2 separate regions of the Homo sapiens genome follow, and region 1 is linked to region 2. A link is an interaction called in ENCODE POLR2A ChIA-PET data of the cell type or tissue named here. Cell type or tissue: PC-9. All regions are shown on one strand. Links, peaks and the distances in the headings refer to the core of each region. The heading gives the core; the rest is flanking DNA. Region 1 overlaps NRF1 (nuclear respiratory factor 1). Region 2 overlaps ZC3HC1 (zinc finger C3HC-type containing 1).

What was found. Peaks named below come from ENCODE experiments on the same cell type or tissue, not always from the same donor. Only the 100,000 strongest peaks of a DNase experiment are listed, where the experiment ranks them.
Region 1: POLR2A ChIA-PET joins it to region 2 with 5 read pairs; 3 of 35 experiments call an interaction of 5 or more read pairs at or near these places.

The regions. Positions count from the first base shown.
Region 1 is chr7:129,655,279-129,659,671 of GRCh38, reverse strand. It overlaps NRF1 (nuclear respiratory factor 1), which reads right to left. Exons shown (of 11, transcript NM_005011.5): 2 at 2,098-2,326. The coding sequence starts at 2,320. Among named protein-coding and RNA genes, the nearest start is that of NRF1, 46 kb to the right of the region's middle. In PC-9, for the core only: no CTCF peak of the experiment used is centred there; no DNase peak of the experiment used is centred there; H3K27ac peaks cover 563 bases.
Region 2 is chr7:130,030,650-130,035,042 of GRCh38, reverse strand. All of the region lies in intron 4 of ZC3HC1 (zinc finger C3HC-type containing 1), which reads left to right. Among named protein-coding and RNA genes, the nearest start is that of ZC3HC1, 19 kb to the left of the region's middle. In PC-9, for the core only: no CTCF peak of the experiment used is centred there; no DNase peak of the experiment used is centred there.

The DNA.
Region 1 (4,393 bases), core at 325-4,324, 380 kb after region 2:
ATAGCTGAATTCTCAATAGCAGCAATGGAATCCAGAAGACAGTGGAACAGTACCTTCAACATGAGGAAAGAATAACCACCAAGCTAGAATTCCATACTCAGTGAAAACATCCTTCAAGGTTGAAGTTTAAGTAAAAACATTCACAGACAAGCAAAAATAGAACTTGTTACTAGCAGATCCATGTTAAAGCAAATATTAAATGGTGTCTTTAGGCAGAAGTAAAACCATCTCAGGAGACCAGTTGGAGATGCAGGAAAAAAAATTAACATTATTTTTTAAATAAAAATATTGTTCGCTGGATGCGGTGGCTCACGCCTATAATCCCAGCACTCTGGGAGGCCGAGATGGGTGGATCACCCGAGGTCAGGAATTCAAGACCGGCCTGGCCAACAGGGTGAAACCCCATCTCTACTAAAAACACAAAAATTAGCTGGGCATGGTGACGCACACCTGTAATCCCAGCTACTCGGGAGGCTGAGACAGGAGAGTTGCTCCAACCCAGGAGGCAGAAGCTGCAGTGAGCCAAGATTGTGCCACTGCACTCCAGCCTGGGCGACAGAGTGAGACTCCATCTCAAAAAAAAAAAAAAAAAAAAAAAGTCCTGTGGTGTTTAAAATACAGTTGTCCCTTCAAATCCTCTTGAGATTGTTTCTAGCATCTTGATGTGTAGATGCTCAAGTCCCTGATATAAAATGGTGTAGTAGTTTCACATGACCTATTCACGTCCTTCTGTATCATTTCTAGGTTACTAATACTAATATTATAATACCTAATACAGTGTAAATGCTATACAAATAGTTGTTGTATTGGCCTTTTATTTGTATTATTTTTAATTGTTATATTGTTACTTTTAATTTTTTCCTAATACTTTTGATCAAAATTGGTTGAATGTGCAGATGTGGAGCCCACAGATAAAGAGAGCCAACTGTATACCAAAAATGAATACAAAGGACAACAATAGCATATAGGATGGGCGCATGAAATGCAAGTGTTCTAAGAAATTTGTATTATCCCTGTAGAGGTTAAAAGTTCCAAGTACATACAACGTTTTGCTTTTCCTTTTTTTTTTTTTTTTCAACTGGACACAGGCTCTCACTCTGTCACTCACGCTGTAGTGCAGTGGTGTAATCATAGCTCACTGCACCCTCAAACACCTGGGCTCAAGTGATCAGTCATCCCACCACAGCCTCCCAAGTAGCTGGGACTAGGGAGCACGTCACCACACCCAGCTAATTTTTTTTTGGTAGAGATGGGATTGCACTACATTGCCCAGGCTGGTCTCAAACTCCTGGGCTCAAGTGATCCTCCCACCTTGGCCTCCCAAAGTGCTGGGATTACAGGTGTGAGCCACTGAGCCTAGTCAACATAAGGCATTGATAAATAAAGGATGTATGTTACAATTTCTACAGGTATTGATAATAGTAAAAGCTTATAACTTTCAAACTAACAAGAAAAAAATGAAAAAATACAAAATTTTCAATCACTACAAAAGAAAACGCCAAGAAAGAGAAAAGTAAACAGAACAGGTAGGGCAAAGAGAAAGCATATAGAAAAGAAGGTAAATTTAAATCTAAATACATGTCAGTGATTCTGTTTAACGTAATTGGAATAAATGCTTCAGTTTAAAGCCAAAACATAGGCAGAATAGATGAAAAAATAAAACCAAAGCCATAACACTGATAGTAAGTGATTACAGACCTCAAGTCTCAGTATAATACAGGCTCAAGTTATAACTGCAAGGCTTAAAAAAGTTGTGATAAAGGCCAGGCATAGTAACTCACACCCGTAATGCCAATAATTTAGGAGGCCGAGGCAGAAGGATCGCTTGAGCCCAGGACTTTGAGGCCAACCTGGGTAACACAGTGACATTTCTGTCTCTACAAAATATACAAAAATTAGCCAGATGTGGTGGTACACATCAGCAGTCCCAGCTACTCCAGAGGCTGAGATGGGAGAATCACTTGAACCCGGAAGATCAAGGCTGCAGTGAATCATGATTGTGCTGCTGCACCCCAGCCTGAGCAACAGAGTGAGACGCTGTCTCCAAAAAAAAAAAAAAAAAAATTAAAGAAGAGCTTCTAATCCAAACAACACTACCTGCAGCTGCCAGATGAGCTGTCACCTCATCAGCTGCTGTGGAGTTGAGTATATCTGAGTCATCGTAAGAGGTGTCCTCGGGAGAAGAAGGCGAGTCTTCATCAGCACTCAGCATACTATGCTCGGTGTAAGTAGCCACATGGACCTGCTGCACTTGCTGGGCCACTGCATGTGCTTCTATGGTAGCCATATGTTCGGTTTGGGTCACTCCGTGTTCCTCCATGAAGTTCTACTGTCAGACAAAAAAGAAAAAGAACAGGATTCAGTGTGTAATATAACACAATGTTTAAACTAAGAGATATTTTATTCAAGAGCAGAGGAACCTTGACAAAATTCCAATTTCACTACTTACCGTGCCACACCAAGTCACAGGAAATGGGAAGCACCATGCAAATGTGACATAAAAATGACAGAGTGGTGTTCTTACGTGAAACCATTTTGATGGAAATTCGCTGTACTAATTTTATACCTCAGATCACAAAACAACAGATACCCTTAATAATAAAAAGACATTCAAATATAACAATAAAAACATACTTAAGATAGCTCAGTGACTAGCATTTGGCCTTGTGAACATAAGAACACTTAGTAAATAAGTGAAATACTTAACATTTTCTTTGTATGTCAAAGACGAGTGAGAGTCAAATAACTTTTTTCCCAAAAATTCAAATTGGTCTTTCTGCTTATAAAACTGCTTCTTGAGGGCATGGCGGCAAGTGCCTGTAGTCCCAGCACTTTGGGAGGCCCAGGCAGGTGGATCATCTGAGGTCAGGAGTTCGAGACCAGCCTGGCCAACATGGCAAAACCCTGTCTCTATTAAAAATACAAAAAAATTAGCCAGGCGTGGTGGTGGGCGCCTGTAATCCCAGCTACTTGGGAGGCTGAGGCAGGAGAAGTGCTTGAACTCGGGAGGCAGAGGTTGCAGTGAGCCAAGGTTGTGCCATTGTACTCCAGCCTGGGAGACAGAGCAAGACTCTGTCTCAAAAACAAACAAACACCCCCTCCAAAAAAAAACCCAAAAAACTGTGCTTCTTGTAAACCCCAAAATGATACAGTAATGTATAAAGCAGTAAGGTTAAAAGTTGGCTCTTCTATTACACTTATAATCTCCACTCCCCCCCACCCCAGAAGTTCATTATTTTTGAAAAATAAATTTGGAGCATACATATATATAGATTTAAAATAAAAACAGGTTCATATTATACATATTGTCTGTCTTTTTCATATTACAATATATCTGGACATTGTTACATGTCAAAACATAACAGATCTACCATATCTTTTTTAAACAGCTGCATAATACTTTATTATATGCATGTGTCATAATTTATATAACCAGTCACTTGCTGATCAAATATGCTGCCAAGTTTTTGCTATTATAAACTAAACATCAATGCAGTATAAAATATGTCCTTGTATATAAAACTTTACATATTAGTTCCTCAAAAAAAAAACAAAAATAGAAGTACCACATGATCCAGCTATTCTTGAATAGACATCTGTACACCCATGTTCATAGCAGCTTTATTCGCAACAGCCAAAATGTGGAAGCAACCCAAGTGACCATCGATGAATGCATGGGTAAAAAAAATGTGGTATACACATACCACTTATTATTCAGTTTTAAAAAGGAAGAAAATGCTAATTAGAAAGAGGGGAATTTCCTCAACCTGATAAAGAACAGCTACAAAAAACCTACTATTAACATCATAATGTGAAAAACTAGAAGCTTTCCCATTAAGATTAGGAAGAAGGCTGGCCGAGGTGGCTCACGCCTGTAATCCCAGCACTTTGGGAGGCCGAGGCAGGTGTATCACCTGAGGTAGGGAGTTCGGGACCAGCCTGGCCAACATGGAAAAACCCTGTCTCTACTAAAAATATAAAAATTAGCCAGGTGTGGTGGTACACATCTGTAATCCCAGCTACTCAGGAGGCTGAGGCAGAAGAATCGCTTGAACCCAGAAGGTGGAGGTTGCAGTGAGCTGAGATCATGCCACTACGCTCCAGCCTGGGTGACACAGCAACGGCGGGACTCTGTCTCAAAAAAAAAAAGATCAGGAAGAAGACAAGGAAATCTCCTCTCACCACTTCTTTTTAACATTGTACTGGAAGTCTTAACTAATGCAATAAGATTTTTAAAAAGAAATAAAGGGTACCCTGATTGGGAAGGAAGAAATAGAACTGTCTTTCTTCATAGATGACATGATTGTTGATGTAGAAAATCCAAAATAATCAATAAAAAAAACTCCTGGAACTAGTAAGTAATTACAGCAAGGTTGCAGGGACAAGGTTGTTT
Region 2 (4,393 bases), core at 207-4,206:
GGGGAATGCTGTAATAGTTTCACAGGGCTGGCTCACAGTGTCCCTGTGGGGAGAATAGAAGAGAAGACTAAAGTGTAGACAGTGGCCAAACCATGATTTTATTAAATGTATGTGATGAGAAGCTACGAGATTTTTTGAAGGAAGAGATGTTATAGATAACATGAACTAGGGTAGAGTACAAACTGCAAGGGGTAAGTCTTGAGGCAAAGAACTAAACTTAGAAGACATAAAAGGACTTAAAGTAATAACCCCAGCCAGGCATGGAGTCTCATGCCTGTAATCCCAGTGTTTTGCAGGGCCAAGGTGGGAGGATCACTTGCGGCCAGGAGTTTGGGACCAGGCTGGGCACCCTGTCTCTACAAAGAAAAAATTTTTTAAAATTAGCCAGATGTGGTGGCATACCCCTGTCATCCTAAGCTACTCGTGAGGTTGAAGCAGGAGGATCCCTTTAACCCAGGAATTCCAAGTTATAGTGAGCTATAATCATGTCACTGCCTTCCAGCCTGCATGACAGAGCAAGACCCTGTCTCTTTTTTTTTTTTTTTTTTTTTTTTTTTTGAGACGGAGTCTCGCTCTGTCGCCCAGGCTAGAGTGCAGTGGCAGGGTCTCGGCTCACTGCAAGCTCTGCCTCCCGGGTTCACGCCATTCTTCTGCCTCAGCCAACCCAGTAGCTGGGACTACAGGCGCCCGCCACCACACCCGGCTAATTTTTTGTATTTTTAGTAGAGACGGGGTTTCACCGTGTTAGCCAGGATAGTCTCAATCTCCTGACCTCGTGATACGCCCGCCTCGGCCTCCCAAAGTGCTGGGATTACAGGCTTGAGCCAAAATGCCCTGCCGACCCTGTCTCTTAAAAAAAAAAAAAAAGGAAATGAAAGAAAAACAGGATAGAATAATATGCGGCATTAAATTGGGAAAATAAATTATAAACTCAAGGTGTTAAAATAGAAACCTAGCAGTGATGGCTACATGGATGTGCACGTTAAAACTTATCAAACATGTGCAGTTTATGTCAATTAGACCTCAGTAAGGCTGTTTAAAAAAATATCTTTTCCAGTTTTGCTATTAGAAGGGGCCCAAATGTAGTAACAGCAGCACTTCTGCCCACAATTCTTTGCATTGTTAGCAACCAGATTTTGGTCCCTCATTTTAGTCTACTGTGATTAAAAGGATCAGGCTCTTTGGAGAGTTGCTGATTCCATGTCTTGGGGCAAGGACAATAAATCAACTTGGATCCAGAATATCCTGTTGTTGCTAGAAAGCAAGAATGCTTTCAAGAATGCTACAGACAGGCCAGGCGTGGTGGCTCACGCCTGTAATCCCAACACTTTGGGTGACCGAGGCAGGCAGATCACGAGGTCAGGAGTTTGAGACCATCCTGGCTAACACAGTGAAACCCCATCTCTATTGCAAATACAAAAAACAAGCCAGGCATGGTGGCACGTGCCTGTAGTCCCAGCTACTGGGGAGGCTAAGGCAGGAGAATTGCTTGAACCTGGGAGGCAGAGGTTGCAGTGAGCCGGGATCGTGTCACTGCACTCCAGCCTGGGCGACAGAGCAAGACTCCGTCTCAAAAAAAAAAAAAAAAAAAAAAAAAGAATGCTATAGAAATGCTACAGACAATGCTAAAAGAATAGAATAGCCAGCTTAAAGGAGATCCATTACCCCACTTGTGAATATCTGAAACTCAAATAAGAGAATAATCATTACAATTAAACTAAAATGCAGCCAGGGTAGTCCCAGCACTTTCGGAGGCTGAAGTGGGCAGATTGCTTGAGTCCAGGAATTCAAGACCAGCCTGGACAATATAGTAAAACCCCATCTCTACAAAAAATACAAAAAATTAGCTGGGCATGGTTACGCATACCTGTGTTCCCAGCTACTCGGGAAGCTGAGGTGGCAAGATCGCGTAAGCTTGGGAGGTTAAGGCTGTGGCGAGCCATGATTGCACCACTGCACTGCAGCAAAGGAAAAAGATGGTGTCTCTCTCTATTGCCCGGACTGACCTTGAACTCTTGGGCTCAAGTGATACTTCTGCCTCAGTATCCAGAGTAGCTGGGTTTACAAGTGCCACCTGGCTAATAATAATTAATTTTAAAAATTAATTTTAGTAAGCAGGAGAGCACTGATATATTTGTAAGTATTATTTCTTCTATCAGGTAGTCCATCCCTCCCTTCCTCCCTCCCTCCTTCCCCTCCTTCCCATCTTTCCCTTCCTTCCCTTCTTTCTTTTCCTTCCCTTCCTTTCCTTCCCTCCCCTCCCTCCCTTCCCTCCTTCCCTTCCCCCCTTCCCCTCTTACTGTCCCTCCCTCCCTCCCTCCTTCCCTTCCTTCCTTCCTTCCTTCCTTCCTTCCTTCCTTCCTTCCTTCCTTCCATTTCTTCTATCAAGTACACGTTTCTCTCTCCTCTCTCTCTCTCTCCCAGGCTACAGTGCAGTGGCACAATCATAGCTCACTGCAGCTTTGAATTCCTGGGCTTAAGCAATCCTCCTGCCTCAGCCTCCTGAGTAACTATGACTACAGGCGTATGCCACCACATCCAGCTAATTTTTTTTTTTTTGGTAGAGATGGGGTCTCACTATATTGCCCAGGCTGATCTCAAACTCCTGGCTTCAAGTGATCCTCCTACCTCAGCCTCCCAAAATGTTAGGATTACAGTCATGAGCAACTGTACCTGGCCTCAAATTCATGTTTCTTGTCTCAATCTGTGTAGGATGTCTTCAGTGGGGATGGTGGAGGAAGGGCATCTGAAAATCTTCTATGAGAGCAAAAAGAACACTTACAAAAATTATCAAAATCAACTTACTTTTTTTTTTTTTTTAGAGGGAATCTTGTTCTGTTGCCCAGGCTGGAGTGCAATGGCGTGGTCTCGGCTCACTGCAACCTCCACCTCCCAGGTTCAAGCAATTCTCCTGCCTCAGCCTCCCGAGTAGCTAGGATTACAGGCACCCACCACCATGCCTGGCTAATTTTTGTATTTTTAGTAGAGACAGTGTTTCACCATGTTGGCCAGGCTGGTCTTGAACTGCTGACCTCGTGATCCGCCCACCTCGGCCTCCCAAAGTGTTGGGATTACAGGCGTGAGCCACTGTGCCCGGCCTCAAAATCAACTTTCACAGGACGATTGGACAGAGATTTCTTTAAATGCCTGAACAAATAAGTCCCCCAGTCTTGCCAAGGAGCTCTGTGTGTGGTGGGGGGAGCACACCTTCAGTAGTCAAGCAGGCAGTTTGCAGTTCTGTGTTAGCCTTCACTTCCTGCTTGTGCAGAACCTCAGCATCAGCCAGAGATGAGAGAGCTTAGGGCCTTTTCAGGTCTTTGCTGGGCATGTGTATAGCTCTATACCTGCACATGTCCTTCTAGATTCCAGGGAATATGTCAGAGCCTTTCAAGCCTGCCTATGGACATTTCATTTCCCAGCTTTTAAGGTTTTTGGTCAGCTTGTTACTTGCTCCAACTCATACTGCTGCCTCAAAGCAACTGTGATGTTAAACAGTTGCCAATGATCATTTTTGAAAACCTGTCTGGGGAAAAGGGTGTTCTCACTGCGACAGTATAATGTTCTAGGCAACTGCCACACAGATCAAATAATGGTGGTTCTCTGGAATGGGGCTTTGGAGGAGCTCCACCTCTTTTCTGTGCTCTCCGGTGACTGCTAAGCTACTGGTTTTCACCATGATTGTGGGGATGTTGGTTTTCTGTTTTTTTTTTTTTTTTTTGAGATGGAGTTTTGCTCTGTTGCCCAGGCTGGAGTGCAATGGCGCAATCTCAGCTCACCAAACCTCCGCCTCCCGGGTTCAAGCGATTCTGCCTCAGCCTCCCGAGTAGCTGGGATTACAGGCATGCGCCACCATGCCTGGCTAATTTTGTATTTTTAGTAGAGACGGGGTTTCTCCATGCTGGTCAGGCTGGTCTCAAACTCCCGACCTCAGGTGATCCACCCACCTTGGCCTCCCAAAGTGCTAGGATTACAGGTGTGAGCCACCACGCCCCGCTGGGATGTCGGTTTTCAAGGCTACCACAGAGCTGAGCTGGGGAAGGGAAGATGGAAACAAGAGTTAAAACATCACAAAATGGGCTGGGCGCAGTGGCTCACGCCTGTAATCCCAGCACTTTGGGAGGCCGAGGCAGGCGGATCATGAGGTCAGGAGATCGAGACCATCCTGGCTAACACGGTGAAACCCCGTCTCTACTAAAAATATAAAAAATTAGCCAGGCGCAGTGGCGGGCGCCTGTAGTCCCAGCTACTCGGGAGGCTGAGGCAGGAGAATGGTGTGAACCCCAGGAGGCGGATCCTGCAGTGAGCCGAGATCACGCCACTGCACTCCAGCCTGGGCAACAGCGAGATTGTCTCAAAAAAAAAAAAAAAGATTATGAGTGACTTTGTTGAGCAA